2 separate regions of the Homo sapiens genome follow, and region 2 is linked to region 1. The links are chromatin loops, found by intact Hi-C in ENCODE. Cell type or tissue: heart left ventricle. All regions are shown on one strand. Each heading gives the region's core, and the rest is flanking DNA. Links, peaks and the distances in the headings are about the cores only. Region 1 overlaps DLGAP1 (DLG associated protein 1). Region 2 holds the start of DLGAP1-AS3 (DLGAP1 antisense RNA 3).

What was found. A loop is a pair of places that touch in the nucleus more often than their neighbours do. Peaks named below come from ENCODE experiments on the same cell type or tissue, not always from the same donor. Only the 100,000 strongest peaks of a DNase experiment are listed, where the experiment ranks them.
Region 2: a loop joins it to region 1, with 5 times the contacts of the local background. A loop is called at or near these places in 5 of 110 quality-filtered maps.

The regions. Positions count from the first base shown.
Region 1 is chr18:3,922,165-3,937,418 of GRCh38, reverse strand. All of the region lies in intron 3 of DLGAP1 (DLG associated protein 1), which reads left to right. Among named protein-coding and RNA genes, the nearest start is that of DLGAP1-AS4, 33 kb to the left of the region's middle. In heart left ventricle, for the core only: no CTCF peak of the experiment used is centred there; no DNase peak of the experiment used is centred there.
Region 2 is chr18:3,868,674-3,883,927 of GRCh38, reverse strand. DLGAP1 (DLG associated protein 1) reads left to right here. Exons shown (of 13, transcript NM_004746.4): 4 at 3,788-4,816. The coding sequence starts at 3,860. It overlaps DLGAP1-AS3 (DLGAP1 antisense RNA 3), which reads right to left and starts at 5,748. Exons shown (of 3, transcript NR_038895.1): 1 at 5,637-5,748. LOC124904238 (a long non-coding RNA gene) reads right to left here and starts at 6,103. Exons shown (of 4, transcript XR_007066270.1): 1 at 5,816-6,103; 2 at 5,521-5,596. In heart left ventricle, for the core only: no CTCF peak of the experiment used is centred there; DNase peaks (open chromatin) are centred at 3,906 and 4,310; H3K4me3 peaks cover 1,167 bases.

The DNA of each region.
Region 1 (15,254 bases), core at 4,804-12,803:
ATGGCTTTATAAATGGGAGTTCCCCTGCACAGGCTCTCTCTTGCCTACCACCTTGTAAGACGTAACTTTGCTGCTCATTCACCTTCTGCCATGATTGTGAGGCCTCCCCACAATCACAGTGGAACTGCGAGTCAATTAAACATCTCTCCTTTACAAATTACCCATTCTCAGGTATGTCTTTATTAGCAGCCTGAGAACAGACTAATACACGTTTGTTATCATGTTATGCAAGCAGGAATTGCATTAAATGCAATGTAGTAGCTTGAAAGCACACATCGAGTCATGAGGTGTACAGCAATCTCCTCCCTTCCTGCGTACATTATTTCAGAAGCTGGCCTCTCCAGGGCGTGCCCATGTTTCAGCCTCCATGTAGAGCTTATTCTTTCCCTGCATTACACTTTCCACGTGCTCCTCCATTAGTTCTCTGCAAACTGGTTTTAAATAAGAGCCAAGGAGCATGGCCTACATGTCAGAGTTGACTAGTTTCCAATGCCCACACAGAACAGGTGTGTGTCCCTCCCTCCACCCACCCTCCTTGGATTTCAACCTCCTGATTAGAGCTTCTCAGTGATGGTTCATCATTCCTGCTTCTTTGTTCTTGGGTAAGCTAACAGTTGCCACATTACCCCATATATGCCTCCAAATTGTGAATCATTTTGTGGATATTGAGGTACTGGAGGAACCTTTCTAGAATGCTTTTTGAGAACATTTCACTCATTTATTCATTCAAACATCATATTTAAATCTTTACTACTGGCCAGAAATTATGCAAAGGTGATGAATCAATCAATAGAACTTTATCTCAAGGTATTCACAATCTAATAGACAGGAATATGTCCTGGAGACTTTAATACAGTGTTGTTGGGAAATAATGGCTAAATGCATATGGAATTATGGAGGCACTTGGGGGAAGAAGCACCTATTCTGGAACAAGGGGGAAGCCATCCTTTTCAAATGCTGCCCCTATTAGGAGGAATTGGGGAAATGAAAATGTAAAGGTACAGGAAAGGAAGAGGCTCAGCACCAACTGGAAATGTCATGGTCTGTGGGGCAAAGAAGAATTTTATGTGTCACTTGGGGGCAAATTGTAGAGCAAGGAGTGGAGCTGAGAGAGGCCCAGGCCAGGTGATGAAGGCCTTGATCACTGGGCTTCAGAGCTCACTCTTGACCCAGAGAAAACAGATGGCTTTCAGCAGATTCACATCAGTATGAGATTGTGTCTTAGAAATACTCTTATTGTCTGTGCAGACTTGGGCTTGCAAAGAAAGAGTAGTAGGAGGCTGATGTGGCAGATAAGTCTCTGGGGGGGTTCAGCCTGTACCCCTGTCACAGGTTAAGACTCTGTAAGATGGCAATGTGACCCCAGCAGAGGCTGGAATGCCCCTCAAGAGAGTACTCTGTATTGTGGGCTGGTTAAGTCTTTTCTTGGTGCCATCAATAAAGTCCTTAAGGAAGCCAACATTGGGGGTTTGACTCTCTTGCAGAGTTTGTATAAATAAAATATTTCCTTTGCTGTGATAAAAGACAGTCTCCCAAATCCTGAAGGGAAAATGGCAGAGTGGAAAAGGCTTAGACTTTCGAATGAGAGCTCGTTTCAAACCTGTATTCTCAACACTAGCTCTGTTACCCTAGGCCGGTTATCAACTTCTCTGATCATGACAGTCCCCATCTTCAACATTTTGAAGATTCAGTTTTACTATGTAAACACAGTTCCACTGCACTGTTGATACATAGACCCCTAGCTATTATGTCATTTGTATTACTGTCATTATCTTTATCATCACTTTGCAAGGGAGGAAGAGGCAAACAAGAATAGCAGATGGACCACTGCACATGTCTTCTTGGTGATCAGGAAATGATGTCAAATTGCATCAGCAGCCCATCCTGAGACGTAGTAACTTGATACTTCTATTAGCAGCAACACCCAAAATACTTGCCTTAGAGGCATACTTGAGTAACTCCTTCTCCATCCAATTTGCCTACCACTGCCAGATTACCCTTCCTAAAATACTGCTAACCTTTCATTTTTCTGGTGTAGACTATTCAATGGTATCCTATTACCTATTGAATTAAATTCCAACACTTAATTAATCTTCAAGTCTTTGTTTGAGCTAATCGTAGAGTGTTTTTCCATTTATTTCTTTCTCTCTATTTTCCTAAGGAGCGGTGTATAGTAAAAATCTCCAAGCACCCATAAAATGAGGATATTTATACCTGCTTTATCCATGTCACAAGGTTATGGTGAAGGCCAAATGGCTAGTATCTATGGAAGTGTGTTATGTGTTATAAAGCATTGTGTACAAGAGGTAAGGGAACTGGCATTTGCCTATGCCAGGCCAGTATGTATTCTTTTCTACCATCATTACAGAAACTTCATTAGGCGGATGATTTTGTTCCAGTTCCAAAGATTTAAAAAATCTGAGGCACAACAAGGCTAAGTCACTGCTCCAGGCTACACAGCACTGAGAAATGGAACAGGGGTTTGAATTCAGAACTGCTTTGTCCTAAAACCTGTGCTTTTGATCCTTCATCACACTGCCTCGTGCTTCTTTTGAAAAGACCCCTCTCACTCCAGCCAGACTTGTGTAGTCACTGCTCCATGAACACTTTCTGTCTTTGTGTCTATACACATATTATCTCCCCTTCACGGCCTACCCAGGACCAGCCCTGGCTATGCCTCGTTGGTCAGTCATTTCCATTCCCTTGGCCTCTGTTTGGTTCTAAATCATGACATAGACAGCGTGTGTGATCTTTGATACTGCTGTCTGCCATTACTCTTAATTCTGAAAATATTGTTTTACTGTGTGTATATGTATACTCTTATGTCACCAAAAGGTCTGTAAGTGTTTTGAAGGCATAGAATACCCCTTCCCTATAATACGTATTATTCTCTCTCTCTCTCTCTGTCTGCCACTCTTCTTATCTCCCTGCCTCCCTCTCTCTCTCCATACATCCCTGCATCAATCCATCTATACCAACATATAGCAGATGCCCCTAGATATTTAAACATTTGTTGAGTGAGTGGAGGAATGAATCGGTCGATGATTATGAGTTTGAATTAACTCATCTTTGCAAGTCTCCTCTGGAGAGTTTCTCCTTTCCAGGGAGCTGCCTGGCTTGTCTAACATGTACAGGCCTTGAAAGCATTCTTTTCAGAACTAGAACCTTTAGGGAAATTCACATCACTGCAATCTACTTTTACAGTGTCGTGGCTGTGGTCACTAATTAAAATGAATGAAGAAGGCTTTAAGGGAAAAGGCTGTACTTTGTCACTACATCCTTTTAGTAAATACTGTTCCATTTTTTAGTGATTAGGCAAATTCACTAAATAAAATTACTCTTACCTAGAAGATTTACCCAGAGAGACTGCCCTCCTTGCATGGCTGCTGCCTACTGAGTGTGGCAGAGGCTCAAATCCATCATTTAATGTTTAATGGCCTCCAATGACCTCGAGTGACCCCAGACTCGGCACCTCATTGATGCCCTTTGACAGTATGACTATAGGAGACTGGGGATACTGTGGAGGAAGATAGGGTCTCTTTAAACACTATCATTTTGACTAATCTACCAACTTTTTTATGGCTACTGGAAAACATTGTATCAGACTCTCTCCTTTTAGCCAACCTCTTCCTCTATCCCTGCATTCTGTCTGAACCACAGACAGATACAAAATCTAACGGAGTATGAGAAAGGGGGCATTCACACCATGTCTTTAGTTTCTCCCCAAGGTGGGACTGGATGCAAGGGTGATTAAGGCCAGTGGCCAACCACCAGGAGGGCTAGGCTTTCAGGAAAGGAACAATAGACAGCCAGAAAGCTGCTGTGTTATTTTTCTGCTCTCAGATGCAAACCTAGAGAGGAAGAATGGAGGGGAAACCTCCCAAGAAGAGACAAGAGTCCTTTCATTAATCAATAAGCTTTGAATCCATCAAACTTGATTTCTAAATTGGCTGTGAAATTACCAAAGAGGTTATGAAAAAGACCCTTTGAACCCCTTAGCAGAAATGGGGTCTTGAGAACAAATGGAGTTCACATATGAGAAAATAGAGAACATTCCATTTCTGCAACCTGAACCGTGATGATCAATTCTCAGCCCACTGCATGTATTTGCTGATCATTTTATTCACATCCATTTTCCCACCGCACTATAAGCTACAGAAAGGCAGAAGCCATCTGAATTCCCCTCTTATTTTAGCTTTATCTCCTAGTAACAGGGCCAAGATGGTGACTCAGGAAGAGCACAGCCTCTGAAGTTAGAAGTCCTAAGTCTATAGAATATTAGTTGATTAAATGCATGAATTCCCAAGTGCAATGCATCACCCAGTGATCCACTATCTTGAACCAACTGCAACTCCCAAGGTCAAAAGTTTCCCCATGGAATCTGTAGAGATTTTCATGTTGCTCTAAGTGGGGAACTCGTTTGGACAGCAAGCTGAACCCCTAACTTCTGTCACCTCCCCGAGTCCAGTCCCCAGTCTATCCTTTGGGTGGTCCTTCAGTAGGAATCAGGCATGGCCCAGCTTTTCCTACCTGGCTTCCATGCTGCATCTAGGAGCATATTATCTAAGCTGAATCTGATTCTTTTTCTTTCTTGAATTTTTTTTCTAATGACTTGTGCACCAATTGATTTAAGTAAGTGTTTTATGTTTCTGGCCAGTTAGTGCCTAGCACCAAGTGGTCAAATGGACATGGAATGAGTATTTAGGGCTGGGAAAGTGATTGTTTTTGCACTGATCCTGTTCATGTTTTTTATCTATGAGATAGATTGACAGAGACCAGGCCGGACTCCTCCAAATGTAGCCCTGTCCTTGCTGCCCTTGTCACATTTCATACTTTCTCCCCATTGTCAGCCACACCCCCTTTGGCCACGTGGGAAGCACAGGAGGTAGATTTGGCTTCTGCTGGTGGGCAGGGCCTAGGCTCCCCCGCAAGGGTATTTCTGCAATGTTCCATCTTAGAGGCTGAAATCACAGCTTCATTCTGGCACAGTCCTTGTGGGGGTTGTTCCCATCTGCCACTGAGCTTAGAAGATGCACATGAGGCACTTTTTGTTGATGTTATTGGCCGGCTGTCTAGAGGGAAAAATTGCTCAAGGGAACTTTTTGACTCCTGCAATCTGTGGGAGGTGGGATGTCATGAATTCTTTGGCCTGGGCTATATGTGTGTACTCACCTACCAACCTCAAGCTGCCAGGACAACCTTCATCTGCCCAGGGGCCCTTTAAAAAGGGCCCTTCCCAAATGGATATTGACATGCTTTGGATTTAACCATGTGGGCGACTTTAGAAGCAGCCTTATTAGGATGCTTAAGTATATTTTAGACACCCTCACGCAACCTTTCTACTTCTGAGACCAGGCCTGTCGGTGTCTGGTGTCTGCCACAGCAGCCCTCATTATGGGAGATGTGCAGGTAAGAAAGCAGGAACAAGAGAGTGAGAAACCAAGGGTGCACAGCAGAGGATGTGAAAGCTGGAGCACTGTAGATCCATCAACCTTGCAATCTCTGGATGAGGAGATGAGTCACCATCAAGGCCAAGGTGGTTTTGGAAGTCAAATGTGAACTCCCAAATTCCTTACTGGGTGCTATATTTATAGGCCACACTTGCAAAAAGTAATCTTCTTTAACTGGTATTAATCATTACTACAATTACCTTACATTTAAAAAAAATTCTCTGTGCAAAGGTGGCGCTAAAGGGCCATTCAGGTTTACAAGAAGGAGGATGTTGAAAGCAATATGTCCTTAGATGCTTTTGGCCAGGACAAGTGACCTACTTGACCTACTCCAAATTCACTGCTTTCCAAAGGCCAGACGAGCTGCATTTGAATTACCTTGTGCATAATTAATGAATTAATTAATTACAAATGTAGACTCTCATGTCCTACCTTATCCTATTGAGACAAAGGGAAACAGGGCCCAGGAATCTAGATTTAACAAATGCCCTAATCCATGCCAAAGCATATCCAGATTTAAAAACCACCATCTGACCATTTTCCACCCCCTGCCCTTCTGCTGCAGTCCCAGAGAGGAAGCAGGTGATTCCTCATCCCCAGGCACAGACCCGGTGAACAGGGCAGAACTGAGTGAAGAGCTCCTTCCCCAGCTTCCACCAGCCTAATGGGCCAGAGCCAAAGCAGATGGAAAGACTGCTTTTGCCTATTTCAACCCCAATTCCCAAGCCAAAGCTCAAGTCTTACCTCTCCAAGCAAGGAAAGGCAATGACAGCCAGTGAGATGCCGGCGAGAAGCTGAAGGGAGCCCAGGCAGCAGCATATATGTGGCAAGTCCAGACTTGGTAGAGTGAGCCGGTGGAGGCAGGAGCAGTTCGTGGGACTGGCCCAGCCTTAAGCTTGGCACAGTGACTACACCCAGAAGCCATGCCGGGAGCTTACCGTCTTCCTGGAGGAGAGGAAGGGGTAGGCAGTAGAGAAAATGGTGGAGACGGGTAGTTAGGCCCCAGCCCAGATGCCAACATAGGAGCCATTTTAAACCAGCTTTTGCGTAACCATGGCAACAGGGTAGACAGTTTCCAAAACCACAAGAGAAATGTCTCTGCCTCACGATATTTTGAGGGCTAGTGGGTCGTTGCTGTTTTTCCTCAATCATAATCCTGTGCAGTTTTCAAGAGGTTCTTGGGTAAGTGTCCAAGAGCTCTCTGGACCACTGTGATCCCATATTTTAGTGTCACTGGAAAGTGGCATCAGTGTCCCTCAGCATGTCGGCCCTCAAGGTTCTGTCCCTTTGGGATCCGTAGAAGAGCAGGCACAGAGCAATGCCCATGGAGCACCTGGAACCTAATTCTGAGGTCCCCAGCACAGTCACAGGCCGTGGCGTCCAGGGTAGCGACTGAGTACATGTACCTTCAGGCTGGGACCCGGCACCCTTCCTATTGCAGGACACGCTCAGATCCGCACAATCTCAGGGGCAGCCTACACAGGCCCCCACTCAAGATGTTAAATGCTAAAAATGAACTAATGTAGACTTCTAAAACAGACTGCTCCAAAAACTCCCTCAAGAAATAGGAGTGATGATTTCACAAGAGGGTATTTTAAAACACAAACCACCTGGGAAAATATTTGCCACGAAGAAGATAGCAGTGAGCATAGCACAGTACCACACCCATGGCAACTACTCAGCAACTTGTACTTAGGGTTGTTTTCATGAAAACTGAGTTTCATATAAGTCAATAGAAAAATAGGAAAAGAATGTGTTCACAGCAGACAGTTCACAAAAGAACTTCCTATGGCCCACACAGCACATAAAATATTATCCTCATTAGAAATAAAAAAGTATGCATTAAAATAATAAAACACCATTTCCCCACACATTGAATTGGCAAAGTTTGCTTTTTGTTCTGTTTAAGATAATACCTGGTGTTATTAGCCCAGCAGACACTTACTTATACACTGCCTGGTGACACTGTAAGCTTTGCAAACTAGCACCATGTATCTGCAGAGTGATCTGGCAGTTCATGGTACAAGACTGCAAGCTTCAGAAATGTTTGTATAGACTTTGGTGCAGTCATTCCATTTCTAGGGAATTCATCCTAATAAAAGAAATAGAGCATGTACAAATATTTATCTACAGAATGTTCCTCACACTATTTTTTGAGAAAAAATTTAGACGAACAGCAGTTTTGCTCATGGGTAGATGACCAAAATCCACAGCATAGAATTTAAAGTTCAGCTGGGAGAAATAAATTTGGTTGTATTACTGTTTCTCCTGCTAAAATGCACATATCATAGGAATAGAACATGTTTATGGGCTTCATCTGCCCCCAGAGAGAAATCTATAGAGCCCTTTCTGTACACACACCCACAAACTCTGCACAATGGCCCCAGAGTAACGCATAGTAAGGCTTCCTGTTGCCTGCTGAAGGTTATAATCAGACAAAAGGTGGTTTAGAAGAGCACTTCCAAGTATTGGCATCTGTGTTTGCACTTAGAAAATCACAAAGATAGCTTTGACTTTTGAACCAAAACCCATGGTGGGGCTTCTCTCTTTGCTACAGAGACAGTGACCTAACTCTGTTTCTGGAGTGGTCAGAATTGTGGAATCTGCTTTGTCAATTCATTTCCTTTCAAATTCATTTGCAAATTTATGGGGATAATGTGCTACACCTTGATAGCTTTAGACCGTGAGCTCTTGGCTTAGAGTGTGATTAGATTAGGCAAACAACCTTACTTTACTCTTAAGTTTCTTCTATCTAAAAATGAAATTACAGAAAAAGGTGACTGTATTAGTCTATTCTCACATTGATATAAAGACCTACCTGAGACTGTGTAATTTATAAAGAAAAAGAGGTTTAGCTGGCTCACAGTTCTCCATGGCTGGGAGACCTCAGGAAACTTACAATGATAGTAGAAGGCGGAGGGGAAGCAGGTATGTCTTCACATGGCCAGAGCAGGAGGAAGACAGAGCAAAGGGTTCCTTTGAAACAATCAGATCTCGTGAGAACTCAATCACGAGACAGCACTGGTGGGGATGGTGCTAAAACATTAGAAACCACCTCGATAAGCCAATCACCTCCCACCAGGTCCTACCTCTAACGCTCGAGATCACAGTTCAACATGAGATTTGGGAAGGGACACAGAGCCAAACCATATCAGCGACAAAGGAAAATTTTGCATAGAAATCGTAAGGCATATGAATTCGGCATAGTGGATGAGGATCTGTACTCTGGGGCCAGACCACCTGTGTTTAGCCCAGGTTCCATGACTTACCAGCTTTCTTACTTTGAATAAGTTACTTTACTTCTCTGTGGCTCAATTTCTGCCTCTATAAATTGGGGGGTGATTGAACCTACTTTAAGGTGTTGTCAAGATTAAATGGACTAATGTATTTGAAGCACTTGGAACCATGCCTGGCACATAATAAGGTCTCTATATGACGGAGCTATTCTTATTATCATCATCACTATTAAATTATTAGTATATTTTCTTCTCTCTTCACTTGTGCTAAAAACCATCAATAAATTAAACCACTTAATTCCAATCCCCTTTCTTGCATCTTTAGAAATATTTTGAAGGCACATAATGAACTTTCAGCATAATTACTGAGGTGAGAAATATGTCTCTATGTTCAAATGCTCTTCCAGGAAAAGACTTGAGAGCATCAACATGGCAACAACTCAAGAGCCAATGGGTTTTGTTCCATAAACCAGATACCTAGCAGGTTAAATATGAAAAACTACAAGTGTGTTGTTGTAGTCAGATGAGTTCAACAAATGTCTTGAGCATTAGATGCTGCTCTGGATACAAATGCAGATAGATACAAGTGCAGACAGAATACCATAAGAAGCAGAGAAAAGAAATAGCAGTGTGTGTGGATGGCGAGCGGAGGAATGTGAGCTACTAAATTACATAAAGCATAGAGAAACCACAAATGGTGGGGTGAGCCATTTAGGGGGCAAAAATTCCCCAGCAGGTAAGTCTTCAAGGTCTTTTGGTTAACATGACTGGTATGCATATCAGATCATCTCAGCTTTGTAAAAACTGTTGCAATAGGGAGGAACTATTGATGTACAAGCCAACAGAAATCTAAATCACTCGACATTTTTAAAAAACATTCATGCTCCTTGGGAACCTATGGATTATATTGGGAAAAAATTCATGCTGCTTAATGACATAATGTAAAATGTACAACTTTTACTCCTTAATAATAAATTCACATGTTGGTATTTCCATCAGTTTACCATAGTGAGACTTCATGTTTAAAGACTCTATGAATATAAAGGAATAATTCAAACATGACTTCTTTACTCTACTAGCAGATATAGGTTTCTGTTTTCAGCATCAAAACTCTAAATTATATGTATAGCTGAAGGCCTAACATTCAAAACTTCTCTGCTGATACGATAAAAATTTATTTAGCCTAAGAAAATTGCAGCCAGTTACTCTGCTCATATGTCATGATGGCACCTTTATGATTTTGATATTGACACAACAGCCATATATTATATTTAACAGGAATATATTATTCATTCTTTTAACAAGTATTTATTTTGCCAAGCATTGATGCTGATAAAAATAATTATACTTGCTCATTTGACTCTGGACTGTATCATAATTTAGACGTCTTTCTCTCGATCTTTCAGTAAAAGCACTTAGGCGAGATGACAATCACATGTTCCTCAGTCAAGCTGATGTCTTTCCAAAAGTTGTAAGATGTAAATATACTGTTACTCACCCACTTTCACCCACTAGTTTTAGCATCCATTGAATTACTGTTGCCTGAATCAATTACTACCAGCCTGTGTGATCTTCTAATGATGGAATCATTACTATTCTACATTCATTTGTTGAGATCCATTCATTGAGTAAGGAAGAGCTCTCTTTTTCTCTCATTTATTTATTTAGTATGGGCTGTGTAATCTTATTTTATTAAATTATTATTCATTGTACTGCTTAAATTTTTTTAATTTGCTGCCCCAGATTTGGTGACAGGGAGCACCTTCAAGCAAACTCCTATGTCATTTTGATATGTCCCCATCATTTTTTGAGCTTTTCTTACTTTCTGACATAACATGTTACAGGCTCACCTCATGTTGCCCCAGCCCCAGCCCTGGAAGAAACCATTTTTCCAAAATGCCCAGGCTCTTTTTAGTCAAGAATGGTGTTACAACTCAACTCCTGGGTGCTATAGGTGCTCATTGCTACTAACATGTCATTGCTGCCAAGTCTCAAGAGACAGATCTAGGAAATATGTGAATATGTACGTATATACATACATGCAGACACATCTCTCTCTCCGTATATATATATTTATACCTATAGATATATAGAGAGCTCTATGTAGATATCTATCTGGAGATGTGTCTGCATGTATCTATCTATATATGTGTATATATATATACACACATATGTATAGAGAGAGATGTGTCTGCATGTATGTATATATGTGCATATGGTCAAATGGCATATATATTTATATACATATAAATACTACATACATAGGCACATATATACATACATGCATGTGTGTGTGTGTGTGTGTGTGTGTATATATATATATATATATATGTCATTTGCTTACACTAGTGAGTCTCCACAGGGGGCAGTTTTGCCCCCAGGGACATTTGGCACTATCTGGAGATGTTTTTGGCTGTCACAGCTGGGAAGGGGACTGCTGCTCACATCTTGTGCATAAAAGATAAAAACCAGGGATACTGCTAAATATCCTACAAGACACAGGACAGCCTCCACAACTGAGAATTTTCTGACCCAAATGTCAATAATGCTGAAGTAGTTGGGAAGACCTGGCTTATACAATGACCTCTAATTTCAATCTGACACCACACTGTTCACTCCAGCATGTCCTTCTCTGGCAATGAGAAACATAGCCTCCTTTAACACATAGGCAATCCTAGAATGCACTGAAAGTATGTTTCCGAATTGCTGTCCCATACCTCAACAGGAAAACAAACCTATTTCCTAAAACTCAGTGTGATAAGTATGATTCCGAATTGCTGTCCCATACCTCAACAGGAAAACAAACCTATTTCCTAAAACTCAGTGTGATAAAATGGGATTTTTGTGTTTTGTTTGGCTTGGGTTTCAGTTTGGTTTTTCTCTTCTTTCTGGCTTTCTTTGGCCATTAGCCTGAGGATAGTCAAACACTGTTCAAAAGTTACTTAAATTATTTGGGTTGTTTTGAGTTCTTTCCTGAATGTAGTTAATGAATGAGAACAACTTGAGCTTTATTGGGTTTTTTTTCTTCTCTGCACCTGTGGCTTTGAAAACAGACTATGTCTTACTGAGATCTGTGTGCCCGGAAGTATGAAGGTCTTTAAACATATTAGCTCTATTGACCTGTGTGATTTTCTGGATAAACTTTCATATCAAAGGAGGTTATTTTCCTAATTTTTTTATACACATTTTCATTTTCCTGAAAATATGAGGTTATGACAATCCCAGAGCACACCAGAGTGATAACAGGAAGGGCCAGGGCACCCCAAGGCTGAGCCTGAAGGTGACTGGGGAGGGTTAAAAATCAGTAGTCTAAGTGGAGGTAAGTAGGAACTTCTTAGCATGGGTAGACTACTATCAGGGGCCATGGTAGAGGGTAATGCAAAATACAACTGTCCTATTTGCAGATGACATGTTCTTTGGGATCTTGAAATTAAAAAAAAAAAAAAATCCCACAAATCTGTTATTAGATAAAAATGCAGCTGCTGGGCGCAGTGGCTCACACCTATAATCCCAGCACTTTGGGAGGCTGAGGTGGGCGGCTCACCTGATGTCAGGAGTTTGAGACCAGCCCGGCCAACATGGTGAAACCCCATCTCTACTAAAAATACAAAAATTAGCTAGGCGTGGTGTGGCACGCCTGTAGTCCTAGCTACTCAGGAGGCTGAGGCAGGAGAATCGCTTGAACTCAGGCGGCGGAGGTTGCGGTAAGCCAAGATCACGCCACTGCACTCCAGCCCGGGCAATGGAGCAAGACTCTGTCTCCAAAAAAAAATGCAACAAAAACTGACTTTTATAAAGTAATGCTACTGGGTCACTTTACTCATGGATGATGTATTTTGAACTTCCATCTACAACTCAAGAACAGATGTTAGATGTCACCATAAAGTACAAGCAAAAGGTGGGCAAAACAAACAAACAAAAACCCAAAACACAATACCTTTGACACCCACTGGCAGAAGTAAAACTAAAGAGTAGAAATTGCAAGATTCCAATTTCAGTTCCTTGGAAAAAGTAACTATATTATAATTAGTACTGCCTGGAAACAGATTTGGCTGCATCAGAAGGTCAAGTATGTGTCATCACCATCAATGTGGGGAAAAGGGCTGGGTAGCACCTTATGGGGATACGGCTGAAAAAATTCACACTTTCAGGGGAGGAAATGAACAAGTTCACCTCCAAGGGTTTTTTGTAGGGTTTCTTTTTCCCCCAAAACTTGAGATTTGTGTATGCTAATGGCATTGACTTAGTAAACTGCTTTGTGGAGAAAATGTTGGCATCTTGAAAGAGAAGGAAAACATAAACAGAAAATCTAGGGAGCTTCATGAGAGAATAGGGTGGCAGTGGGGGAGGAAGTGGAGGGTGTGGACCTAGGGCACCACACCTGGGAGAGTGTAGTGGAACTGGTTTTGTTTTCTGAACTGTTCAACCAAAAGCTTTTTATATTTCCCCATGGTTTTCCAGGCAACTGATTGAGGAGGGTATATGCAAGATGATAAATGGGCTTTTCACTTCTTTCCACTGGGGCAGCAGTGATTCTATGGCGATGTAGCTAATATGACGTGAGAGAGTCGGTTGCTTTCTAGCCTCTGCCAGGCTCACTATTTCTGTAATAGTGACACTCCATGAAATAGTTATTTCTGTGACATCACTGACACTTTTAAACAACAGATAGAGGAAAGATGTGAAGGTTCCATGTCTCTACATGTGGCTGAACTCTCAAATGTGGTTAGAGAATCATGTTTTCTCCAGTGCATTTGAGCTGAACAGTAAGCAGGATTGCTTGGTGAGTCGTCATTAGATAGTGACTCAACACCAGCACCATCTCCTTTAAGATACTGGTTTTGTCTCTAACTTAGATGCCACGACTTTGATGTAATTTTATGATTCTCCTTTCTAAAAGTGAATCAGCAATATGATAAAAATTTATTCAAAAATGTGTTAATACCAAAACAACAGGATTACTGTTTTAGTACAGAGGAATGTAAGGGACTTTGGTTATACTTCCAGATAGCAAGAGTGACACACGATAGAAATTGGTATCACCAAAGATTAAGGAATCATCTTTGGAATTTAAAAAATGGAAACTAAAGTGATGTTTTTTTAAACTCAAAGTTGGGAAAACTTTTATAAACACGATGTAAACCAGATTTTGAAGTAAAATATTTATAAATTTGGCTACATAAAAACAACAAACAAGTTAAAAAAGACATTAAACTGGAAAAATATCTGTAAAACTTGACTGACAAAGCAATAATTTCCCATAAAGCCAATGAATTTTTACAAATAAAAATTTTAATTTAATGAAAAAGAGCAGAAGTTATAAACAAAAAGTTTACAGAAGAAATACAAAAACGGCAAATAAACATGTGAAAAGTTGTTCAGTCTTATTTATAATAATGTGAAAATTAAAACAAGACATCATTTTTTAAAAATCAAATAAGATACTGATTTCATCCAAAAGATATTTAAGAGTTTATTATACCCAGGACTGGTAAGACTGGAGAAGACCCTGTTCTTCTCCAATGAACACTATTCAATGAACAGTATGAACACTGTTAGTGGGAGCAAAATTAGTGCTTTTTTTTTTTTTTTTTTTTTTGAGACAGGTTCTCTCTCTGTCGCCCAGGCTGGAATGCAGTGGTACAGTCTTGGCTCACTGCAACCTCCGCCTCCTGGGTTCAAGTGATCCTCTCACTTCAGCCTCCCGAGTAGCTGGGACCACAGGCGTGCGCCACCACGCCCAGCTAATTTTTATATTTTTGGTAGAGATGAGGTTTTTACCATGTTGGCTGGGCTGGTCTCAGACTCCTGACCTCAAGAGATCCTCCCCGCTCAGCCTCCCAAAGTGCTGGGATCACAGGAACGAACCACGACACTCGGCCTAGTGCATGCTTTTTGAAAATAAATTTGACAGTATTTATTAAATCTGAAGCTACCTAAATCCTTTTACCCAGAAGTAACTCCATTTGTAGTAATTTACTTCATGGAAATGGATATATATGAAAATAACTGAGAGATGACTTCAAATAGCACAAAGCTAGAAACAAAAAACATTCCTCCATAAAGGGCCAGTTAAATAAATCCTGATCAAGCCAGAAGGTAAAATAATATGCAGCTATTAAAAGGAATTATTTTGAACCTCTTTTTGATGATTTGCAATATGTCCAAGATCATGTAGTATTAAGTGAAGAAAACAAGTTGTAGATTATTTTGTGCATGACACAAAAGAAAAACCGTTAACAATGGGGAATGGAATCCAAAGATTGTAGCTTTATTTTTCCTTTATCCCTAGAGAGTAATACATGAGCATTTCATCTTAAACACGCACAAATGACAATGCTATTACTGAGGAATTCTTCTCCAGGGGTAAAGACTTCATATCCCTAGTGCCTGGCTTAATGCCGGGCACCTCTCCTTTTCATTCATTGTCAAGATCCTAAAAATAATTGTCAAACCTGTTTTTCCTCACTTATTTTCTTTTAATTTATTATTTATTTAACTAAAACGAAGCTTTTTTGGACCCTTAACTGCAGCAAAACTGCTCAGATAAAGGAACTCAGCAATCTCC
Region 2 (15,254 bases), core at 3,796-11,795, 52 kb after region 1:
GCAAACTCCCCAGACTTTACTTCCAGACAGGTAGAACGGCAGAAGGTACGATATTGCCCAGTGAGTTGCAGAGTTAGAAGTCAAAGGTATATAGGTCAGAAGGAGTGTTCACCAGTCTGCTTCCTGCCTTGCTCTGAAGACTGGTCTTTGGAATGGTCACCCTGATGGAATGGTCCCCCCAACTATTGGGCATCTTTCCTTGGCCTTGCCCAGCCTGGCCTTTGCCACACAGTCATGTTTTCATTAAACAGATGCTACTTGAATCACACTATGAACCACTTTGGGAAATTTTGCATTAATGCATTAAGTAATTGAGTAAATATTCTACTAACTTAATTCCCACTATCCACTAGGATAGCACTTTGCCAAATACTAGGTGGGTGAAACATAGTCCCTACCCTTAAGGACGTCACAATTTAGTAGACTAACAAATTTTGAGTGACTGTACTGATTAAAACCTTTCATCATTATTCCTGAATGGTCAATCCAGAAACTGGGAGACAGGAGGAAGAAAGGAGCTTCACAAAGCATGGATAGAGATTGCCAACATTGTCATGAGCGCTCCCAGATGCAGTATGTCTCATGGAATAGACAAGACCTGGCCTCTCAAAAATCTTTTTTCATGAGGTCCAGTGTGGGTGTTTTATATGTTTGTTTGTTTTTGTTTGTTTGTTTGTTTGTTTTGAGATGGAATCTTGCTCTGTCACCCAGGTTGGAGTGCAGTGGCACGATCTCGGCTTGCCGCAACCTCCGCCTCCTGGATTCAAGCAATTCTCCTGCCTCAGCCTCCCAAGTAGCTGATATTACAGGCTCCCGCCACCATGCCCAGCTAATTTTTGTATTTTTAGTAGAGACGAGGTTTCACCATGTTGGCTAGACTGGTCTTGAACTCCTGACTTCAGGTGATTCGCCTGCCTCGGCCCCCCAAAGTGCTAGGATTACAGGCGTGAGCCACCGCACCCAGCACTATATGTTTTGTTTCTTAATTAAACCACATATCTATCTCTCTAGGAATATCTGAAATGACATTAGTGATATTTTAGAGAGTCATGTTGGCTTTCCAAGATGACTCTTTATATGGCAATTTTTGTATTGTAGGAAGTCTTGAAAGAAAATCAGGCTGTCAGAAGGAACTTGGTCAGGCACTGACTCTAACACTGTTTTGGAGTCCAGAGAAAATACTCTGCCCTGATGGAATAGCAGCCTCTGTTAGTTACTAAAACTCCGGAAGATCCGAGCTTGGAAATGGACTGAGATACCCTACATGGGATATGAATGAGTGACTTTTCCCTGAGGCTGAGCTATTAGGTCTGGGGTCCTTCACTCATGTCCTCAAGAACTTTTCAAGGGCCATCCTTTGGTCATTTTGCCATCGGCTATTAACTTTTTTTTTTTTTTTTTGAGACAGGGTCTCATTCTGTCACCCAGGCTGAAGTATAGCGGTGCATTCACAACTCATTGCAACCTCAACCTCCTGGGCTCAAGCAATCCTCTCCCCACTTGAGTAGCTGGGACTACAGGCATGCACCACCACTCCCAGCTAATTTTTTTTTTTTTAAAGACTGGGTCCCACTATGTTTCCCAGCTTGTCTCAAACTCCTGGGTTCAAGCGATTCTCCAACCTTGGCCTCCCAAAGTGCTGGGATTACAGGCGTCAGCCACCACGCCTGGTCTTGTGCGTAAATACTCAACCAGAAACCTTAAACTAGGAAGAAGAGATATATGATCCTCAAATTAGCCTAGTCAAGCTTAACTTGTTCTCTGTTTGTTTAGAGAAAGCTCTTGACCCTCAATTGACAGAAATACCTGGGCAGATTTTCTCTACATTTATGATTTATTTGCCATATCTTTACTTTTTCCCACTCTGAGTAACCTGGGGGGATTGTTTGTGTGGTGAAGTTGTTCCTACAGAATTCAAAAAGGAAAACATGCAACAGAAGACAGAGATATCCTAAAGATACGAGGTGCCATTGGCTTCTATTATTCATCTTAGTGTTTGTTTGTTTGTTCTGAGACAGACGGAGTCTTGCTCTGTTGCCCAGGCTGGAGTGCAGTGGCACGATCTCGGCTCACTGCAAGCTCCGCCTCCCGGGTTTATGCCATTCTCCTGCCTCAGCCTCCCGAGTAGCTGGGACTACAGGCGCCTGCCACCATGCCTGGCTAATTTTTTGTATTTTTAGAAGAGACGGGGTTTCACCGTGTTAGCCAGGATGGTCTCGATCTCCTGACCTCGTGATCCACCTGCCTCGGCCTCCCAAAGTGCTGGGATTACAGGAGTGAGCCACCGCGCCCGGCTCATCTTGTTTTTTAACTCACATTTTCATTCACACTTATGGAGTGCTATTACTGTGTGCTTACATGGCTGGATCGACACTAGGTCGGGGTACATAATGAGACTAATAGACTGGGAGGCAAGGAACATAAGCCGGAAGAGAGATCCTGAAGCAAGCAACTCTGTAGGTTCTGGGGAGTGAGTTTCAGATGTGGTGGAAACACAAGAGAGGAACTAATTCTCTCTGCTAGGAGAGCCAGCAGAGGTTTCCTAGAGGAACTGAGCCCCTCTCCAGTTCTATCTTTAACAATTAACATGTAGAGACTAGCCTGACCAACATGGTGAAACCTCATAAATACAAAAATTAGCCAGCCATGGTGGCAGGCACCTGTAATCCCAGCTACTCTGAAGGCTGGGGCAGGGGAATCACTTGAACCCGGGAGAGAGAGGTTGCAGTGAGCCGAGATCGTGCCATTGCACTGCAGCCTGGGCAACAGAGCAAAAACTCCATCTCACAAAAAAAAGAAAAAGAAAAGAAAAAGAAAAAAAAGAATAAGACCCAAGAAGCAAGAGAACGATACATCCAGTTATTGGGGTCATAGAGGGAAGGAGAGTTATTGTTTCAAATAATTTAAAAACAATTTGGTTTTTTTTTAAATATAGTTTTCTTTTCCTAGTTTTCTTTTTCTTTTTTTTTTTTTTTTTTTTTTTCTGAGATGGAGTCTGGCTCTGTCCCCCAGGCTGGAGTGCAGTGGTGCCATCTCTGCTCACTGCAAGCTCCGCCTCCCAGGTTCAAGCAATTCTCCTGCCTCAGCCTCCCGAATAGCTGGGATTACAGGCACCCACCACCACGCCCAGCTAATTTTTGTATTTTTAGTAGAGACAGGGTTTCACCATGTTGGCCAGGCTGGTCTCAAACTCCTGACCTCAGGTGATCCGCCCTCCTTGGCCCCCCAAAGTGCTGGGATTACAGGCGTGAGCCACCGCGCCCGGCCTCCTTTTTCTAGTTTTCTAGCTTTACCTCCACCTTCTCTCCCTACAGGCTTTGGAGTCAGCTTTCCTGCCCCACAGAGGTGACAGAGCTCTTCCAATAATGCGTTCAAGCTGTTTTAGGGGACACTGATTAAGTTCTGCCAAAAAAACACGGTCGCAGATGGCACCCTCAAGAGATCAATACCAGGCCTGCAGGGTTGCTCACGCCTGTAATCCCAGCACTTAAGGGAGGCCAAAGTGGGAGGACAGCTTGAGCCCAGGAGTTCGAGACCAAGCCTGGGCAATATAGTGAGACCTCCTCTCTACAAAAAATTAGCCAAGCGTGGTGGGGCCTGCCTGTAGTCCTAGCTACTCGGGAGGCTGGTGTGGAAGGATGGCTTGAGCCCAGGATGTGGAGGCTGCAGGAAGCAGAGATGGCGCCTGTGCACTCTAGCCTGGGCAACAGAGCAAGACCCTGTAAAGTGCAATACCTAATTTCCAAGAGAAATGTTAACGACTTTGCCCTTTTCTTCATTCCCCCAGATCCCTGCCCAAGACGGGTCTGGAGCCTGACTTCCGGGTGTCCATGACCCTGGCGGCTGCTTCCGGTCCGCCATGAAAGGGCTATCAGGCAGCCGCAGCCATCACCACGGGGTCACCTGCGACTCGGCCTGTGACTCGCTGTCGCACCACTCCGACCGCAAGCCCTACCTGCTGAGCCCAGTGGAGCACCACCCCGCAGACCACCCATACTACACCCAGCGGAACTCCTTCCAGGCTGAGTGCGTGGGCCCCTTCAGCGACCCGCTGGCCAGCAGCACCTTCCCCCGCAGGCACTACACCTCGCAGCAAGAGCTGAAGGACGAGTGTGCCCTGGTGCCCCGCACCCTGGCCACCAAGGCGAACCGCATCCCCGCCAACCTGCTGGACCAGTTCGAGCGGCAGCTGCCACTCAGCCGCGATGGCTATCACACCCTGCAGTACAAGCGCACGGCCGTGGAGCACCGCAGCGACAGCCCCGGCCGCATCCGCCACCTGGTGCACTCGGTCCAGAAGCTCTTCACCAAGTCGCACTCCCTGGAGGGGCCGTCCAAGGGCAGCGTCAACGGGGGCAAGGCCAGCCCTGACGAGGCGCAGGCGGCGCGCTATGGCAAACGCAGCAAGAGCAAGGAGCGGCGCGCGGAGCCCAAGGCCCGGCCCAGCACCTCCCCGGGCTGGTGGAGCTCGGACGACAACCTGGATGGTGACATGTGCATCTACCACGCCCCCTCGGGCGTGATGACCATGGGCAGGTGCCCCGACCGCTCGGCCTCACAGTACTTCCTGGAGGCCTACAACACCATCAGCGAGCAGGCGGTGAAGGCCTCCCGGAGCAACAACGACGTCAAGTGCTCCACCTGCGCCAACCTGCCGGTCAGCCTGGACACCCCGCTGCTGAAGAAGAGCGCCTGGTCCTCCACGCTCACCGTGAGCCGGGCCCGGGAGGTTTACCAGAAGGCCTCGGTGAACATGGACCAGGCCATGGTGAAGTCCGAGTCGTGTCAGCAAGAACGCTCCTGCCAGTACCTGCAGGTACCATTTCTGTCAATGATGGAGGCTTAGAAGTAGTACCTGGCATGCTTGTGTGGGCATTTCTCCTGGTTCTAGTCTTGGCACTACTCTGAATTGTCTATTAAGATAGGAACCTGTGCAAATTATTCGGCATCTCTGTGCCGAATTGCTCCTGTAGGGAAAATGAAAAGAAACAAATGCTACCGACCTCACCGGGTTATCTTAAGACACTAGATATCCAAGTGCTTTGAAAAGCACGCCTATGGAAAGGCAACCAGTTATTATGGGCTTCCTCTTTTGTCTGAGGGATCATAGGATGGGAAAGAGAGGAAAGGGAAGTCTACAGAGAATTTTAAAAGAAGTCCACCTTTCTTTAATTCAAAAATACGTGACGATCGTTTGAATTTTGGAAAGAGTTTCATTAGATCTATTCAGGGTTTTGTGGGGTGGTTTTCATTGTGAAATCCTGCCTGAAGCTATGTTAGAATACTGCGATGGTCATCATCATAACCATCAGTAACTACACCCCGACCTGAGCTTCCACATCGAGGGCACAGCAAATCAGGAAGACGCCCTGTGCCCTGAGGAGGTGGGGAGCTAGCCAGTTTGGGGACCTGACAAGCACAGCTGCAGACACCCAGGACAACAGAGAGGAGGAGGAAAAGGAGGAAGGATTAGAGAAGTAAAATACAATTAGTGTCAGCATGTAAATCCCACACACTTACAGAGCCACGGTAGGCTGCTCTTCCCCTGCCACTGTCTCCTTGTGTTTTCCTCCAGTTCACTGAAACCAGATGTTACCTGGATAAAAATATAGGAGAGAGATGTTTTTCTTCCCTACCTCCTTGCTGTAGTATTGTAATTTTTCCCAAGGCACATTTTTCCATAAGAACTCTCATCTTTTCCTTTTTCAGAGTGTCTTTTCTTCTCTGTTCTCTCCTGGTAGCCTCATCTTAAAAAAAAAAAAAAATTACTGAGCTATAAAAGTATAACATACCCACTCCCATTTTACACTCCCACCTTAAGAAGAAATGCAAAGAAAAATTCTTCCTTTGAGGAGTTCATCTTTTTTGCTCCCTTTGAACTCCTCCTGACAAGTCTGGCTCCCTTGGGAATGCCTCCATCAATCCCTGAGAAGACCCCAAGCTGGCAATCCCTGGACAAGGGCAGTGCCAGAGCCTGTTCTTGGAGTTCAGAAGAAGCCACCAGCACATGGACAGTTTTCATACACGACACACAATTATGTGGTCAGTACTTCCCACTGAAGCTGGTGTTGCCTAATTTCCTGTAAGGTTGCTACATGTTAATAAGTTATCAAGAACTATAACAATTTCAGAGCTCAAAGAATCATTTAATCCACTTAGCATATGAAAAAGTAGACACAAAGAAAGGTAAATACTTAGTGGGTTAAACCGTTAGCATGTGGCAGAGGTGGGACTAGAACCCAGTCTCTTAACTTAGAGAAATGGCCATTAATGAAAGTTGCAACCGAAAGCTCTAGAAACTCTTTAAGAACATAAAGCTTCACCCACCACTGAAAGTAAAGTATTTCGATAAGGATATCTGTCTTACAAAAAGTAAGGAGTAAAGAGATAAAAGCCCTAGAGTACCACACATTTTGTCTGCGAAGGTTCTATGACCAGTGGCAAAAACAAAACAAACTGAAAGGAAACAAAAACAAAAACAAAAACACCTGTACTTAAGTAAGTAATGATGAGATTAGATGAGAAGTATCAGAGTAAAGGATGCTGTGTATGGATCTAGCATAAGCCTTTGTTAGTAATGAAATGTTTTCGTTATATCTGCCTATATGCCTACATTCTTCCTTCCTTAGGTTCATTTTTCTTTCTTTTTTATACCTTTTTGGAGTTGCGATCTCAGGTAGTGGTGAAAAGTGGAAAGATAAGGAAAGTGATATTAATTGAAAATCTACTATATACCAGATGCTATAGCAAATGTGTTCCCATTTCTTATTTCATTTAATCTTTGTGATAATCCCAAGATTACTGAATGTAATAATATTCTATTTTTATAAGAGAAGAAACTGACACTTAGAAATATCAAGTCATTTAAAGCCCCACAATCTGGAGGTTGTACAACTGAGATTTAGGCTCAAGTATGTTTGATGCCAAAACCAAGCTCTTTCTAATATGCCCTAGCACAGACCTGAAATCAAGGGCATCAAAAATGGTGAGCAAGAAGAAAATAAAAATCTTTAAAATAAGCATATTATTATTAAAGTTTTTCAGTAAAATGAGAATGAAATCTTAAAGGCTTAAGTATGGGATTTAGTAGTAGCATTATTGGATCTCCTACTATAAAGATTTGGAAATTCTATTTTCAAACTATTTGCCTTCTTTAAGTCATTTTTGTAATGAAACGTTTGAGGCTTACAGAAAGGTATAAAGAAAAAAAATAAAACACCCATGTATACATCACCCGTCATACAGAACTAAAACATTCATTACAATGGATCACAGACACACTCATATTAATCCCTTTACTTCCCTTCTTCCCCAGAGTAATAGCTCATCTGTCTTTGACACCAAAGCACCTTTGTTTTCAATTCTGAAATTATTGAAAGGTTGAAAACAGTTTAACATATTCTGTCCTACATTGGGAAATAATTAACCAAGCTAGTTCAACCTTTTAAACTAAACTCCAAGTTAATCCTTATTAATAGATATTGAATGTATTAAGCTTCTATTTATGCAAGACTTTCAAACTAGGGGAAAAAATCTATATTTCAATGTTGGGAGGTAGTATGTTAGTAAGAGAATTAAATGTAAAACAGTGTAGACCTCCCAACCCCTGTGCTGAGGCTGAAGAGATGCTGTAAAGAAAGGGAAGAAAGAGCCATATATTCATATGGGGTCAGAGGAGAATAGAAAATACCTCCTGAGAACTGGGCTTCTGGCTCCCTTCTTGCTTCTAGGAAATGAAAAGAGGATCTGCCACCCCGTGCAAGCTCTGCTGAGGAAGATAGGGTTAGCCCGTGCCAGCTAGCTCCAAGGGAATAATTTCATCTATAGGCTCATTCTTAGAAGTAAATTTGGGAAAACAGAGAGGGAAAGAGGGTTTCTTTGGAGTTCTTTTTTTTTTTTTTTCAGCTCTATTGCCTTAATTGCCAACTAATATTGAAGCTGGATTTACAAATGGATTTAACTTCAATATTAGAGACTTAGTAGGCAAAGCACTATTCTTCTAGTTCCCGGAGCGTTCTAGTCCTTATTTGCTGCTAACTAGTAACATGACCTGGAAACATGCTTTCAGCTCTCTGGACCTCCTTCCTCTGCTAGAAAATGAGGCGCTTGGTCCAAAAGATGTATGATCTCAGTATGCATTTTCAAACTCGTAAATTACATGTGTCAGAGTACTAATTAGAACTATTTTCAAGAATTGGAAGTCCCAGGACTCTCATTTCAGAGATGCCTACTGTATGTTTTTCAGATGTTGTCTAATTTGCTCTTTAAAATTCTAGAGATATTTCACAGTTGAAGAAGCTAAGATTTCGTAAATTAGGTTAAGTAACCTGCCCAAGGACACACAGCTAGTATGTGGCAACACGTTGGGTCAAAACTGATTTGTCTGCTTTCAAAGTCTGTATTCATTTACTATGCCCAATCTCTACCTCCTCCAAATACAAAGCAGAGGAAGGAAGCAGTGTATATCAAATATCTATTATGTGCCAGAAACTGTGTATGTCTCATTAAGTACTCAAAACAACTTTGTAGAGTATTATTTACTTTAGTTTTATAGACAACAAAACAGGCACAAATGCTTAAATCATTTGCCCAGGAACACATAAACAGTAAGTGGGGGAGCTAGCACTTGATCCCAAATCTACCCAACTCCGTAATATGCTTCAGTAATGGAAATGAGTGCGTATTTTTTATTTTATTACTTGATTTATTTTGTGGTAAATGTATGTGTGCATTTGACCTCATATGCATGTGAGAAGTTAAGAGGGCATGGATATGAAATTAGACTAACAATGAAACAACTGATTATGTCCCTAATTTGATTCAAGACTAACAAAGATGAAATTAGTAATCACCAATAATAAAGTCTAAATACTAGCAAAGCTCTGCTTCTCTCTTTGCGGAATTATCACTTAGAATTCGCTTAATTTAGGCCATTGCCATGATTCTATAGAAAATGAGAAGTCTATAAGTATTTAGCCTCTGCCTGACATTGACTTAGGAATCAAATACTGTAGCTTGAAATCGTTGCAAGTCCCAGTTAATACGGTCAATTGTATTATGAGTGATAAGTGCTCACTCACAAGCTGTCTGCAGTTAATAAAAAAAGGGACTCCTTTTTTTTCCAATATTGTTATTTTTAAATGTCAAGAATCAGATGTCTGCTGTTTAGAACTATTGTACCGCTGCCAGTGACTGTCTGTATTAGGGTTGGGAGCAGGAACATGGATTTGAAGACATTAAAACTGTTTAATTCTCAGTTGAGATGTGGTTGGCTCTTATACATTTGGAATAAAGCATTTATGGCACATCTCAGGGTAAGTGCTTAATAGTTAAATAAATAAAATAGGAAGAGGTTCAGAGATAGAATAAAAGGTGGTTTTTGTTGTTGTTTTGTTTTTGCTTTTAAAAAGCAGAATTCTTGGTTCTGTTTATGCCTCTTTATGTAAATGTTGTATGTTGAGTGACTGACATATAAAGCCATTCAGAAGAGCAAGATTTTAGATTTCCAACTGTTAACCTAAAAGAAAAATCCCTTCAAACAGTGTATTTTGCATTCATTCAGCCGTAGAAACAGGAAAAGGGAAACAAAACGCTCTCTCCGCGGTAGAAGTGGAGAGAGAGAGACAGAGGGAGCGAGAGAGAGAGCAAGACAGACCGAGAAGGAAAGCACTCCCAGAGATGAAATTTTAGGAAAGCAAAATGATCGACCTTTTTAAGGCTGAGTGGGTTTCTTCAGTTTGTGTGCAAGTTTCAAGAAATGGAAGGACTGACCAGGTTTGGGTATAACTCTTTTATTACTTTGTATTTGGTAATAGTGTGGTGTTGATTTGGATGGTTTTTGTGGTAGGGAAAGGAAGGGGTAGTATTTGTGATTTTATTTCTCCTCTAAATAATGGCTAGAAAGACTGGAAGAGCTGACAAATTAATGTGTGCACAGATAGTAAAAAAGCAGATGGAGACATCAGATATCTACAAATCTGTGTCTCCACAAGGGCTTTATAAAATCTTTAATTGACACATGATCTCCTTAGATCTGCTAGGTGCTCTTAGAGGATATTATATGGCTGGTGATTGAAATATGATCGGTTGTTTTCCAGGACCAGGATTCTGAATAGTTACTGTTGCTTTGCAAAATTAACATTTATGATGATTGCTCTTTTTGGGGGTGGGGGTCTGCTTAAATAAGGTACCACACAAGATCACTGAGGAAGCATTCATAAGCATGAATCCAGGATCTTTTAAATACAGGTAAAATTATTTTTTTCAATAATTGGTTCAAGATTATTTCCATCTTTGCCCAGTGGGAGTTTTCTTTCCCTGGCTGAGTTTTCCTCCCTCTTGTGTTAGAACAATTTTAAGTCTCCCAATTCAGTTAAAACTACTTTACATGCAATTTATGAAAGTGCTGAACAGTTCTGCTAATGACTTTGGCTACTGGGATGTTTCTTTGCTGCCTTTTTCTGAAATCCCATCCACCACATTCATTGATGATTTTCTTTATTTTTAATTTAAATTGCCCTAATAATCCAGCAAGTGAATGTCAAGGTTCCTGAATGGATTTCCTATTGGGTTTGCACAATCTTCTCCCTGTTTTTCACTGATCTTGGTAGAGATGCCCCTCTTCATTCATAAAAAGATGAGATTGCTCCTGCCTGGTGCTAACTTTGGATGTGGAATCAGTGATCAGCAGCAGAATTCTGTTAATTCTCTCTCTCTGATTCTCTTTTATTCTCACTATTGTCAGGTCCAATTAATAAAGGGAAAAAAAAATTGACAAAACATTGTGAGAAAGCAGCAGTCCAGAAAGACTCAGTGGTAGTAAAGGGAAGATCAAAAATATATAGGAAAGCCTTCTTGGAAGTTATTAAAGAAACTTTATTATTCTTGGCCTTCAGTTTCACTGTTTTCTAAAGACATTTTCGGCAACACCAAAGTGCTTGGTTAGCCACAGTCAGAGGTTTCTGCCTGTAACACACACTTTCTGATCTCACAGAATTCCAATCTACTAATTAAAGGCATAGCATTAGTTAGCAAAGAGTGAAAGAGAAAAACTAGCCTTGGATCTCTCAGTGGCCAGTAGATTTCGTTTCCCCTTTTTCCATTCTCCTCAGAAGACAGTTTGCTTGATTGCAAATTAAAGACAGTAAATCAAGGTAATCATTCACCATTCTTTAAGAGAACTATTCACCCACAGTCTCTAGCCCACATGAGATCATGGCATTACACAATTTTACACAGTGATTTGTGAATGGTAGAACACATTGCTCTTTTGTGTCAGGTTTTTTAGGAACTGCTAAAAAATATATGCAGTATTGCCAGGCTGACTTTAATTTGTAATTAGATTATGTTTTCCACCACTTTGGGTTTAGGTTCAAAGACAACAATCTGTCTTAGTGGGTTATCACACAGGGAGAATTTTTTTTTCACATTATTTTGGTAAATTCATATTTAAGTGTTTTTCCAAATTCTTAAATTAAAACCACAATAGGTAATTGCATTAATTTTTTTTCAGTGACTGATTTACTTATATTCAACCCAGTCCTCTATGTTTATAAACTAAAAGGTAATGATATAAAGAATCAATTAATTACTGTTACACAGAGATAAAGGAGAAAATATTGTGTAAAGAAAGGCATAACATTTACTCTTACTGTTACTTTTGACCAAATTCTTGTTTTTAATTTTTTTTTTTTTTTTTTTTTGTCTTGGAGAGCACTCACGTGATTAAAGAAAGACCTCTTCTGATTCCCTGATCTTTTAAATGTAGGAATATTTAGGACTCTCATTAAAAACTTTTTGTTTCATTTGCTAAAGTCTAGCAATATGCCTGCTTTTTTTCCATTTCTAAGATATATTTATACAATGAATTTTCTGGATATGTGGGTCCTTTTGTGTATATTAGGTCACTGTTCTCTGTCAACTGGAGTTTCTACTAATTGTTTCACAGAATTAGGAAACTTCCCACAAAAATCAGGCTTGTGATATCACAGAACTGTCTATGAAGCAGAATTATGTGAGCCTGCGGTTACTGCATGCCAGGTGCATGTGTGCAGGTTTATATATACACCTTCTATCTGCATAGGTATCCCTGCAACAATACTTCTAAAATATGCATTTATACACATGCTGTTTTTGATCTCTGATTCATGAACTCAGATCCATTTTAAGAGTGCCATTTCACAAAGTCCATGGAAGAGGTATGACTATGAAGTGGAGAAACAGATTTTTCATAGACGTTGGAAAATTCATTACTGTGCTTTTCCAGTGATTATATTGAACTTCACCTTGGACCATTCGTGTAGACTAGTTAGGGATGTCCTGCTTCTCTGGTGTAAGAATAAAGAGGTTTTAGTCCCCTTAATAAGGGAGAATCCAACAATTGTAAAATAAATGACTTTTGCTCTCCTTAATTTTTTTAACCACAATTTAATATACGCTTGCAAGATTGTCTAACTCCTCCCTGATTTAATTCTCCGAGACTCTAAAATCATAAGATACATAATTAAAGGACCAGGCAGAGTTGGGTTTTTTTCCCCTTAAAATGACAATTTTAGAATAGTAGAACCTCCTGATCAGAAGGTCATCTGGTGTAGCTTCCCATTCACACTAATCTCCCTGCAATGCGGACATTGTATCTTCCTATCTATTTTTCATCTAATAATCTCCTTGTAAAAGAAGGCTTTGAAATTATTTAGTCCAATTTAGTTTTTTGAAAAGAGAAAAATCCTAAGGAAATACCTCGATGAAATCAGTCATCTTGCCAGTGGAACCTGGCACTCGCAGGCTCACTGCCTGGCTACCAGTGCTGTTCTCTTCCCATTATGTTGTACATATTCTATTATCCATTCTCATAACATCCTTTTAAGGCAATGGGGCCAAGGCACAGGGAAGCAAAGGGAGAAGCGACATTATCTGAAAGTTAGAGTTGAAGCAAGTTTGTGACTCAACAGTCTCAGAAGAGGCAAAGATTAACTAAATAATGCCTGCAATTATTTATTTTAACTTCCAAAGAAAAGAAATTGGTGTGTTCCTCCTTTAATGGATGAGTTTTCCCTGGATCATGGTAAACCACGTAGCAAAGGAGGATGCATAGAGCAGAACACATTAGGATATGTGATCTTTAGGGAATTTGCTCAGAGCCCTGGTTAGATTTTGAAGACAGCATGCATCCTTCCAGCATCTTCCACTCCTTTGAAATCAGCATCCCTCATCTTACTTCTCCAGGATAAAAATTAACATAGCTGTTACCATATTTGCAAAGGCCAAACTTTATTTGATAGATAGATAGATAGATAGATAGATAGATAGATAGATAGATAGATGTATTTATGTATAAAATATGTATGGTGTGACAGGTAGGAATTACGTATTGGAACAATGGGACCATGGGACCAAATATATTAAATGGGAGCAACTGCAGCAAATCTGAGAGGAATAGTGTGCAGGATACATACGCTAAAAGCTACAAGCTAATCTCTTAGTTATTGCCCCCTACATGTAAAAGTAAGTGATTGGAAAGGATTTATCTCTAAAATTGGAAATGCTACATGAAATATTGTAAAGTGGAATCAATACGGGTACATATGGGCACAATAATATCACATGTATGCCTGTAGAGAATCATATATATGTATGGCCACTTGCTCTATCATTGAATATTTAGAGGTAAAGCTTCCTTAATTTTATGTGCACAAGAATCACCTTGAGAGTGTCTATAAAATGAGGATCTCTGGCATCCACCCAAGAGATTCCGATTTCATAGATATGGGATGATTCTGACAGTGATCAATCCCAGAACTGCATTTTAAGTAACCCAGTTCTAGGGAACTGTAAGGCTTAATTTCTCATTGTATTTACTGAAGGGGGCAGTAGAGCCTAATAGATGAAAATATGGGATTCAGGCGCTCTGACTGCAAGCTTTATTGATGCTGGCTTGCTACATGACTTTGGGCTCTACTTAGCACTTCTATTTCTACATCTGTAAAATGGGCATGATGATATGACTGTGTTTGCTTCAGGTCTTAGAAACAAATTTAACTTCAAATTTGAGAAATAAATGAAAAATACAGTGTGAAAATATTCCAAGTTTGTAGATCCTCAAACATTAACAAGCTTTAGCTCTTTCCCATGTTTCATGTACCATACCACTTTTTCCTTTGTATTTCACTTCATCTAGTTTTTATTAAGCTGGCATTGGGATTAGCATGTCTGATTCTGTGGTAAAGAAAAGCCCTTTCCAATATGGGATGACAGTAGGTCTTAATCACAGTGTGGGTGTAAAATTTCACTGTCTTGTGTGCCGACTAAACGCAGAAAGCTTTCGTCTGAAGTCGAGAGTATCACAGTCAATCTTTTTTTCTTTTCTTTTTTGAAAGACAGTGTTTCCCTTTGTCACCCAGGCTGGAGTCCAGTGGTGTGATCATGGCTTACTGTAGCCTTGACCTCCTGGGCTCAAGCGACCCTCCCACCTCACCCTTCAGCGTAGCTGGGACTACAGACTCAGGTCACCGTGCCAGACTAATTTTTTATGTAGAGACGGGGTTTCGCTATGTTGCCTAGGATGGTGTTAAACTTTTGGCCTCAAGGGATCTTCCCACCTCGGCCTCCCGAAGTGCTGAGATTACAGTTGTGAGCCACTGCACCAGCCTGGATTAATCTTTTGATAGCTCAGCCTCAGTGGATCAGGTTTTCCCATGGCTTGATATTGGCTGATGGAATATAATTCTGGCTTCTTCAAGCTTTAGTGTATTCATACAGGGAAAAAAAAAAAAAACGCAATACACACTTGCTTTTGTTTTCATACGTTAAGTCTGTCAAGCTCCTGCTGCCTTATTCCAGACAGCTCTGGTAAGTCAACAGGACAAGCTTAATTAGTAATAACAGTCATAGGAGGTGTCTACAAGGGAACTCTATCCACCATCATCACCTCTTTAATTGGCTTAGGAGAACCAGGTTCTCTGTGGAGTGTTTCCTCCGTGGTGCTTTTCCACCATTGATAGAAGATGACCAAATGTCCTTGGCCATCACTCTTCTTTGCTCGTGCCCAAAGTCGCTAAGCCAGGTATATCATTCTTCTAATGTTGTAGAAATTGAAAAGAGCAAGTAAACACTGAAGCCAGATCTCTCTCATGACCTCTTCTCCACAGAACCATCGGAAGTTCAAACTTCTTCTGTGAGCCCTGTGACTTTGGGCAGTCTAAATTCTACCTCGCCTGCTTCTCCAATGTCATCAAAACAATGAAAACAAAACCATT